Regions from separate parts of the Homo sapiens genome. Here region 2 is linked to region 1. Evidence: chromatin loops called from intact Hi-C (ENCODE). Cell type or tissue: A673. All regions are shown on one strand. Links, peaks and the distances in the headings refer to the core of each region. The heading gives the core; the rest is flanking DNA.

Region 1 (5,380 bases), core at 112-5,111:
TTCCCAGTAATAATGCATCCTTCAGACCCTTTAAGCCTCTGGACTGTCTTCAAATAAAATACTGGAAATTGCAGAGGTCTGACTCCCTCTCATCCCAGCCCACCCTCCTCCAGGTACACAGACCTCCTATAAACTGAGGTTCCTTCCGAGGGCTGTTAGGCAAACTTCTGAGGTTTTTAGGAGTTAGATATGTGAGTGGCTTTATCTGAGACAATTCTACAAGAACATGAACATACTAAATGTTGAGGATGAGAATGAAGGCCTTTGCCTCCACAGCCTGCAGAAGCCATCTGGAAGCTGCCAATGGTGGGGACCGAGGCTGAGGCTGGCTCCTAGAAGTTTTCATCCTCTTATGCTTTCACTGCTCCTAGCTGGCAGCACATCTTCCACCCAAGAACCTCAATGCCAAAACCACTCAGAGTCTGACTGCTTCTTGCCAGGAGACCTATGAGACCCCTCTAGGAGATAAGAATGAAAAGATCTGATTTCCAACTTCTCTGCAATTTGGTCTTCTTAGATAAGTAAATGATGATCAATGCTGTTCAGAAAAATTCAGAAGAAAACTTCAGAGAAATTCCTAGAGCTGCAGTTGCTTACCAGTTCTGTAAATAGTAAGGATTTACCCAACATCAGTCTTGTTTGGTAATTAGATTAGTGAAAAAATCCTCACTGCCAGCTCCATTAGGAAAGTGAAGCCAAGGACTTAAGACTTTTAATAAAATAGCCACAGTAACAATAGTTCCCCTGCTGTTATCTGTCTGTCAGCTTCAATCCTAAACTTTTTCAGCTGCCTGGCTGATCTCTGACATAGGGCCAGGTAGCTATCATCCTTGCTACTGAAAGAATCCCTTACCTAGCCATTGAAAGCCACACCAAAATTCCAAGTAAATAAACCACCACAGTTCTTGACATTTTAGTCAGCCCCGTCTATATCGTCTTTAGTATTATTTATGGTAGGCTCAAACTGGGCATGACGGTACGTTCCCAGCTACTTGGGAGGCTGAGGTGGGAGGATCGCTTGAGCCTAGGAGTTTGAGGACAGCCTAGGCAAGATAGCGAGACCTCATTTCTGTAAAGAAAATATGTAACACACACACACACACACGGCAGCACCCTGTTTTAACCAACTCCCTCCACATCAGTATTTCTCAAAGTATGAGCCTCAGAGCATGGCCACCAATTCAACTGGGCCACAGGCCAGGCCTAGTCAATGTTTCTTCATCAGACTCTGGGTTAGGGCTTAGGAATCCACAGGTCAGGAAGTCCCACGGGTGATTCTTCCAGGTATCTACGTGTGAGGACCACTGCCCCGGGAAAAATTCTCCTTGCTGGATATCATGAAGGAAACTGGAGGCCTGGGGAATTGCCCCCCATCACTCAGCAAGTCTGGTGGTATCGACGGCCTAGTCCTTGTGTTCCTGATTCTGTCCTTGGGCTTTTAGAGTCCAGAGAATGGGGGAGATTTATAGTCCAGAAAATTCATAGGAACCCTTCATGCATAGAACAGGTATGGTGCCCATTTGCCAAGAGGTAAAGCCATCTCTGGAATTTCTATTTTAAAATGCCACTTCCAGGTATCTCAGAACTCAGAGCAAAGAGACTACCACACAATACACAGCAGGCCTGGGGCTGGAGCCTGTCACTCTTCTCTGGCTGTGTCCAAAGTAGCTGATGCTGGTGCAGCCACAACCCCAGCCAATCGCACTCACTCCTCATCACTGGAGTCCTCCTTAGTGCGCCTCACCCTGAGCATTGATCCTTTAAGTAAATAATTCATCATGATGAAAGTCAGCAAGACACTGCGTCCTCCATCACTGACTGTGGATCGGAATTCGGCCGGCTAAGCAGACACTATATTAGGCACTCCCAGAACCAAAAGCACCAAGCGAAGCCTGCCTTATGTGGTTTGACCCCAGAGCTCAGGAAAACAGAAGCAGGTGAGAAATCCCTTCCATGGCCTTTTATCTCTCTCCCTTCTTCCTCGTCCCCAGGCCACCTGGAAGGAGGGAGTCGGTGAACCATCTCTTTTCCTGCTGCTCTCTTTAGCAGGCCTTCGAACTTCACTGCCCTTGCAGACCCAAGTTTTCCACATTACCAAGCCCAGCCTGGCCACCCAGGCACACAGATTTGAGAAAAAGAGGGTGCCTCCCTCCATCCCTACCTTCCTGGAGGGATAAAGGCAGAAGCAGGAGACACCCCTGGGAAGCAAGAGCAAGGCCCCAGGGTGCCTAGGACAGGGCCTCACCTTTGCCTTTGAAGCTTATCCTTGCTATCGCAGGCTGCGCCTGCACTCCTGGCCTGCAGTGGCCCGGTGGCCTGGCTACCCCTGAACCTCTGCCGTCTCCTTTCTGCTGTCTGTGTGTTTCTGGGGCAAAACCAAGCTCTCAGGTCAACCTCAGCTACTCAGCCTTCTAAGCAGTTTCCAGAAAGCAGGAAGTAGCAGGAAATGCTCCCTAGACTGTCTCATTTGCATGAGCCCCGCCCACCTTTGTCAAGGACGTTTGTTTTCCGTGACCCTCCTTCCAATCTGACTTCTTTCATTATCCCCCACCCACTGCACTCACTCCTTAGCTCAGTAAAACTCGAGTCCCTAATGCCCTCCCAACAATAATAATTTAATTAAATAATTTGTCGCAATAGAAGTCAGCAGAGTACTTGGGAAATGGCATCTTCCATCACTGACTACTGGCAATTGGCCAGACACCAAAACCAAAAGCTGCAGGGCAATCCTGCCTTATGTGGTTTGACCCTGAAGGTCAGGGTTGCCCCTACTCTCACTGGTGGCCTCTCTCATGCCCAGCAAACTCCTTCCAACAAGGGTCCCCTTGCCTATTTTCAGTGGTGGTTTAAACTCTGTGCCCCCCACTTCTGATGGGGCCCTGACATCTGAACTTGTCCCCCTGTATGGTGTTGGCTCCCACAAAGGGGCCTCCTCATGCTTGGCTGGGGACCGTCCACCCCTGGACACTGCTCAGCTCTGCACAGAAGCCAGGATTGAAAGACATCCTCCAGACTGTAGAAAATTGCCCCCATCCCCAGGGCATGTTCTGCATTTCTCAGTGCCATCCTGCTCACAGATTTGGGTGGTCTGGGAACTCCCCAAACCTTTCCATCCACATTGCACTCCTGTCTTCCCTAGAGACACTTGGCCACCACTGAAGATAATGATGGTGGTGACGATTTCATGCCAAATATATTTCATTTAATCTTTATGACAATATTAAAGGTAGTAGACATACCTCCATTTTTCAGGTAAAGAAACTGAGAGGCTCAGAGGGGTCGAGTGACTTTCCCAAAGTCACACCAATAGTAATTTCCGGAAAGGATCTGAACAGGAGTTTGGGCTCATAACACCCATTATAGCCATGCTCTTAGTGCTACCCAGGGCTTCCCTCACTCTCTTCCTGTCAATGCCCTGAAACTTGCTTCAACCTCCAGCTCCACCTGGCACCTTTCCAGGGACCCACTCCCAAAGGGTGGGTAAATGTCACCCTAGCTCTGATGCTCAGACGCAGAGATACTGCAGAGAGGATGGGGTAGTGGTGGTGGAAGAAAGCAAGGAAGGGAGAGGACACCCTTGAGGTGAGAGACAAGCTTCACTGGTAACCCCAGGGTTTCTCTGCTCTCTGCTCTCTCCCTCCCCACATCAGGATCTGCCCTGGGTGACAAGACCAAGGGAGGTGAGCTGGTGGAGACCGGCACCATCCCAGGTCTCCCTCAGCCTATTTGTTGCTGCTCTTGGCTACAGAGCCTTCTTTGGGGAGGCGGGCAGAGCCACATTCCACCTGACTTTGTGGGGCTGAGTAGTTCTCCTGCATTCCCTCTCTGAACTTCATTCATTCATTTGCTTCTCCAATGCCATGATGTGCCAGGTTCTGGGGATACAGACATGATCATCTATTAGTCTCCTAGGGGTGTCATAACAAATTACCATCAATTGAGAGGCTTACAACTAGAGAAATTTATTCACCCATGGTACTGGAGTCAGGGAGTCCAAAATCAAGGTATGAGCGAGGCCACTCCCTCTGAAGCCTGCAGGGAGGACCCTGCCTCTCCTCTTCCAGCCTCGGACGCTGCTCCGCAGTGTTCCTTGGCTTGCAGCTCCATCACTGTAATCTCTGCCTCCGTGGCCACTTGGCCCTCTCCCTGTTTGTTTCTGTTTTTTCTTCTTCTTATATGAATACTAAGTCATATAGGATGAAGGGCTCACTCTACTCCAGTAGGACCTTATCTTAATTGTGTCTGCAATGACCCTATTTGCAAATAAAGTCACAGTCTAAAGTACTAGGGGTTAGGATTTTAATATAAATTTTGAGGGGACACATTTCAGCCCATAAGAAAAGGTAACAGCCTCCCTGCTCTTAAAACATCATCATGATCAATCATCACCATCGTCATCATCATCATCATCATCATCGGGACTGTCATCTTCAGGTAAGCTTCCCTCTACTTCTCTACATGTGCAGTCTGGCTGGGAGGCAGGCCTGACAGCCGAGGCACTCCACGGTTTGATGTGTGTTCTCATAGAGGAATGTCCCACCCTTGACGGGAGCACAGCAGACCCATCATGGAAGGCTCTGGAAGGGCAGGTTTCCCCACCCGCTCCCAACTGCCTGGGCAGTTGACCTATAGGCACCCTAGTTCAACTTGTCCAAAACGGGGATTAGCATCTTCTCCCCAAACCTGGCTCTTTTCCTGAATTTTTCTTTTTTCTTTTTTTTTAAACCTAACAAAGATCAACTTCTTAGAAACCTGAAGCTGGTCAGGGTGGAGGCAGAACTCGAACCCATGTCCTTGTGACACTCAACAGTGTCCCAATAGCCCACCTCTGCACTTGCTTTCCAGCCCCTCAGGCCTTTCTCTGAGACTAGTGTGACCAACCTGGCCCCCACCAGCTCTGCTAACACCTTAGCCGAAGGACCGCACAATAATATGCCGGCAACGAGAGCCATCCCCCATCCCTGCCCCGATACCTGCGCCGCTCCCGGCACTGCGGATGCAGGCCCCCTCCTCTACCTGTTCCTACTCCCACACAAGCCTGCAATGCTCCCCAGCGCCGCAGAACCACCTCAACATCCTTAGCCTGCCTTGGAAGAGCTGGCCTGTGGCTCCCGTCAGTCTCCTCTCCATATCTCGTCCTAAGCTCTTGCCAGGAGCAGCCACATCACTGCTGTCCTCCCTCCACACCCCGGCCCTCCTGGTCCCCTCTTCCGGGGATGCCATCTGCTACTCACCCGGTCAGGTCCCCGCTCAAGGGGACCTCTCCCAGGAAGACTCCTCAGACTCGCCTCCAGCTGAGCAGGTTCTCCCTCCTTCCTCAGGTTCACACAACACTCTTTATCTCCGCTGCAAACGTTTTTCTGCATTTATTCTTAATTGT
Region 2 (5,380 bases), core at 58-5,057, 330 kb after region 1:
AAATATTTTTATAACAGTTTTATTGAGATATCACATGCTTTACAATTCAATTTTAAGTGTGCAATTCAATGGTTTTTAGTACATTTACAGAATTGTGTGACCGTCACCACAATCAATTTTAGTAAATTTTTATAATCCCCCAAAGAAACTTTGTATTCATTAGCTATCACTCCCCAATCTCCTCACGCCACCTCCCAGTCCTAGGCAACCACTAATCTTTCCATCTTCATAGATTTGTCTGTTCTGGACATTTCCTATATATGGAATCATAGAATATGTGGTCTTTTGTGACTGGCTTCTTTCATTTTGCAAAATGTTTTTCAGTTTCATCCATGTTGTGGCATGTATGAGTGCTTCATTCCTTTTTATGACAAATAAGATGCCATTGTATTGACATGTTACATTTTGTTTAGCCATCAGTTGATGGACACTAGGTTCTTTCCACCTTTACGCTATTATGAATAATGCAGATACAAACATTCACAGGCAAGTTTATGTGTAAACACATGCTTTCAGTTCTCTTGGGTATACACCTAGGAATGTGTTAAAATAGTTAATTGGGAGGCTATTAGGCTGAGACAGCTCCAGCACATTGGGTTCCTATGTAAGCAAACCAAAACCCAATTTGATGTAAACAGTAAATGAAACTAAAGCTTAACCAATCAGAAGCCACCAACTAACCTCTAACTAAGGACTTTCCACCTTAACCAATCAAGTATTTTCATTGTCTTGCTTCCACAAACACCTTATAAAAGTTTCTTCTTGCACGCCTTCACTGAACTGCTGTGGTCTGGTACTGATGAATTCATGAATCACTGAATGCTCAAATAAACTCATTAAAAATTTTCATGTGCCTCAGTATTTATTTATTTAGACAGGGTTTCACTCAGTCACCCAAGATGGAGTATAGTGGCATGATCTCAGCTCACTGCAGCCTCTGCCTCCCAGGCTCAAGCAGTCCTCCCACCTCAGCCTCCTGGGTGGGAGGAGTACCTGGTACCACAGGTGCGTGCCACCATGTCTGGTTAATTTTTGTATTTTTGTAGAGACAGGGTTTTGCTATGTCACCCAGACTGGTCTCGAACTCTTGAACTCAAGCAATCCTCCTGCCTTAGCCTCCCAAAGTACTGGGATTACAGGCATGAGCCACCGTGCCCCAGCCCTCAGTTTGTTTTTAACAAGTGGAATTGCCGGGTCAAATGATAACCCTGTGTTTACTTTTTGAAGGAACTGCCAGACTGTTTTCCAAAGTAGATCCACCATTCTACATTCCCACCAGCAGCGTGTGGAACTTTTGCTTCCTCCACATTCTCACTAACACTTGTTATCTGCTTTTTTGAGGAAAGCCATCATAGTGGATGATATGGTTTGGCTGTGTCCCCACCCACATCTCATCTTGAATTCTCATGTGTTGTGGGAGGGACCTGGTGGGAGGTAATTGAGTCATGGGGGCAGGACTTTCCCATGCTGTTCTAGTGATAGCAAATAAGTCTCACAAGATCTGATGGTATTATAAGGGGGAGTTTCCCTGCCCAATCTCTCTCTTTGCCTGCCGCCATCCACCTAAGATGTTACTTGCTCCTCCTTGCCTTCTGCCATGATTGTGAGGCCTCCCCAGTCATGTGGACTGTAAGCCATTAAACCTCTTTCTTTTGTAAATTGTCCAGTCTCAGGTATGTCTTTATCAGCAGCATGAAAATGGACTAATACAGTGGATGTAAAATAGTATCTCATTGTGGTTTTTATTAGCATTTCTTTGACGGTTGTGCTGAACCTCTTTTCATGTGGTTGTATATTTGGACAAATGTCTATTGAGATTCTTTGCCCACTTTTTAATTGAGTTTGTCTTATTGTTGAGTTTTAAGAGTTCTATATATTCTAGAATACAAGTCCCTTAACAAATATATGATTTGCAAATATTTTCTTCCATTGTGTGTGTTGTCTTTCACTTTCTGAATAGTGTCCTCTGTAGCACAGAATTTTTAATGTTGATGAATTTCTATTTATTTTTTTCTTTTGTTGTTCATACTTTTGATGTCATATCTCACAAACCATTGCCAAATTCAAGGTAATGAAGATTCACCCCTGTGTTTTCTTCTAAGAGTTTTTTATCTCTCAAATTTAGGTATTTGATCCATTTTTAGTAAATTAGGAGTCCAAGTTCATTCTTCTGCATGTGGATATCTAGTCCCAGCACCATTTGTTGAAAAGACTCTTCTTTCTCTGATTGAATTATTTTGGCACTTTTGTTGGACATCAGTTGACTGTAAATGTAAGAATTTCTGGATGCTTGGTTCTATTCTACTGATCTATATGTCTATCTTAATGCCAGTACCACACTGTCTTGATTACTGTAGATTTATAGGTTTTGAAATCAGAAGTTTGAGTCCTCCAATTTTGTTCTTCTTTTTCTGTATCATTTTGGCTATTCTAGGTCTTTTGAGTTTCTATGTGAATATTAGAATTAATTTGCCCATTTTTGCAAAGAAGCCAGCTGGGGGGCAGGGGGTGGTTGTGTGTGCTGATAGGGATTCTGTTAAATCTGTAGATCAGTTTGGGGAGTATTGCCATCTTAACAATATTCGGTCTTCTGATCCATGAACATGAGATGTCTGTCCATCTTTTTACATTGTCTAACATTTTTCAACAGTGTTTTGTAGTTTATAGAGTATAAGTTTTGTACTTCTTTTATTAACTTCCTAAGTATTTTATTCTTTTTTATTATATTAATAAATGGAATTGTTTTCTTAATTTCATTTTTGGATTGTTCGTTGCCAGTGTATAGAAATACAATTGATTTGGCTGGGCGCGGTGGCTCACACTTGTAATCCCAACACTTTGGGGGGCTGAGGCAGGTGGATCACCTGAGGTCAGGAGTTCAAGACCAGCCTGACCAACATGGTGAAACCCTGTCTCTACTAAAAATACAAAAATTAGCCGGGTGTGGTGGCGGGTGCCTGTAGACCCAGCTACATGGGAGGCTGAGACAGGAGAATGGCGTGAACCCGGGAGGCGGAGCTTGCAGTGAGCGGAGATCATGCCACTGTACTCCAGCCTGGGTGACAGAGCAAGGATTCGTCTCAAAAATAAAAATAAAAAGAAATACAATTGATTTGTATATAAATTGTCATTGTATACTGCAATTTTGCCCAACTTGGTTACTAGTTCTAATAGTTTTTTCATGGATTCCTTAGGATTTTCTATATATAAGATCATATCATCTGCAAATACAGTTTTTCTTCATCTTTTACTATCTGGATGCCTTTTATTTCATTTTCTTATACCCTAAATCTTAAAAAATAAATCTTAATGTTCATTTTTTGTTTGCTTAAAGCAAAGTTCAGTATCAATTATATCTCAATAAAGCTGTTTTTAAGGAAACATTTAAACTTCCCTTAAAACCATCACATTTGTGTGCGGGGGAAGGTGGGAGGGAAGCTGTTAATATGTTGGCCCATTTCCTTCTAAGCTTTTTTTTTCTAGGTATATTTGGATGCTTAGCCATAAATATAATTGGACTCATATTGTATAGATATTTTAGTCCTGTTCTCAGGAACTCAATGCACAGTCAAGCCGTTCTCAGGATTAAGAGGCTTTATGAACATTAAAAACAAAATCTTAGCCTTATTGAATGACGGTGTCCTGGAACAGGAGGCGGTGGAGAGACTGAGTGCAGCTACACACAGAGCACCCCTACTCCTGCGGGGTAGGGGGGTTGTCCCATGGCCTCGGGGACAGCACAGCACCCAAGTCCCTGCATCTCTCTCGTAGGAGAAAATGAAGGTCACACAGGCCGCCTGGATTTCATGGGCTCTTTTAAATGTCTAAATACCTCTAAATGTCTGGTTTTTCTGCTATTCTTTAATCCTTAGATAAGGGTTCAGAGCCTGTGCTTCCAAGATGACTTTGGGACCAGGGTGTATGAGGAGGTAGGAAGGCGTGGCCCCTGCACGAGGCCTGGCTGGGAAACGCCGCTGTGATCACATCGTTCATCACTCACTGCTGACCACCTGACAGTTTTCCAGGACCAAGCCTCCTGCACTGTGTGATTCTGGGAACATCTCCTCTGGCTCACAAGGTCTGAAAAGCAAACCAGTCAGCTATGGTATGGAAAACAGTTTTTACTGCCAGAGTTCTTCCCAGCAGGTTCTTATGTGACTTGTTTGTGCTTCAGCTTGGCCCTAATCAGTTCATGTTCTGGGCAAAGGCACTCGCTAAATATTATTTCAGCAGATGTAACATTTACATTTTCCAATGTCAATAAGAAGGCCTCAAAAGCAGGATTTTTTGTAGGGGCAAAATATTACATTGTCTGATTAGATCATAATAGATTTAACCAGTTCCTCCAAAAAGAGACTGGAATCTCTTTGATGGCCACAAGCACTGAGTTCTTAATGTACTTCCTTGGATAAGGCTGTGTGTCACCAGCAATGGTGGCCAGCACTAAAGCTATCCTCCATCTTTCCAACAAGGACAATTCACAGACAAGCCCCATCACTTAAAGACATGGCCAGGGCTTCCCAGGGTGAGGTCTGGCCCTCAATTCTGGTTCTTCTATAAAATTCACAAAGCCTGATAGTGTTTGGCCACAGAAAAAGAGAGAGTTTTCCCAGTGGGACATGTTAGGGTTGAACACTTTAAAGAGAGCAATTTACTTCTAATATCAATTCTGAAGGAAAGCAGTAAGGAAATTCCTGTCAGACCTAGGCTGTTTGTATTTACAGGAACCTACGCGATCGCCAGGCGACCCACACAAATCCATCCAGGTGCCAGGGTGTGAGTCAACACTGGTAACTCAACAGGGACAGAAGGGCAGACACAGGCCTGGAAATCGCTCCATGTGCCTAACAAATTCCCCACAGCCTCATGGCATTTCTTGTAGGTTTCATGGCATCTGGAGAGACCCTCTGGGGCTTCTGCCCACCATTTTTGCCTGGCTGTTACCTCTGTGGGCCATGTCTGCAGAGAACTGTGCTTGTCATCCTCCCAGCCTCGGAACACTATCATCACTGACAGGGCACGTGACCCCTCTTCTGGCTTTTTTTTTTTGCTTAAGATTCCTTTTGCTCCCATACCCATCTCCTCACCAGTATGTTTGAGATGTATCCCTGGATGTGTACCTGGCTGTCTGGTGTCACTGTGTGTATATTTTATATTTGCATTTTACTCGGCTTTAGTCCTGGCTCATTCTACTTCTTACTTGCTGCTGCTGCTGCTGCTGTGTGTGTGTGTGTGTGTGTGTGTGTGTGTGTGTGTGTGTATAGTTTGTGACTCCTCAGGCCTCTGCCCATTTTATGTCAAGAACATCAAAACCACATATGAAAATCACTTGAGCAGTTTTGTCTGGCACTGACTTGCTGAGATCCCAAGACCTAGGGCA

Evidence for each region. A loop is a pair of places that touch in the nucleus more often than their neighbours do. Peaks named below come from ENCODE experiments on the same cell type or tissue, not always from the same donor. Only the 100,000 strongest peaks of a DNase experiment are listed, where the experiment ranks them.
Region 2: it touches region 1 in a loop (10-fold over the local background); 83 of 110 quality-filtered maps call a loop at or near these places.

The regions. Positions count from the first base shown.
Region 1 is chr7:36,312,830-36,318,209 of GRCh38, reverse strand. No RefSeq gene overlaps it. Among named protein-coding and RNA genes, the nearest start is that of MATCAP2, 52 kb to the left of the region's middle. In A673, for the core only: no CTCF peak of the experiment used is centred there; a DNase peak (open chromatin) is centred at 2,479.
Region 2 is chr7:35,987,698-35,993,077 of GRCh38, reverse strand. LOC107986734 (a long non-coding RNA gene) reads left to right here and starts at 1,590. Exons shown (of 3, transcript XR_001745010.1): 1 at 1,590-1,629; 2 at 3,873-4,105. In A673, for the core only: no CTCF peak of the experiment used is centred there; no DNase peak of the experiment used is centred there.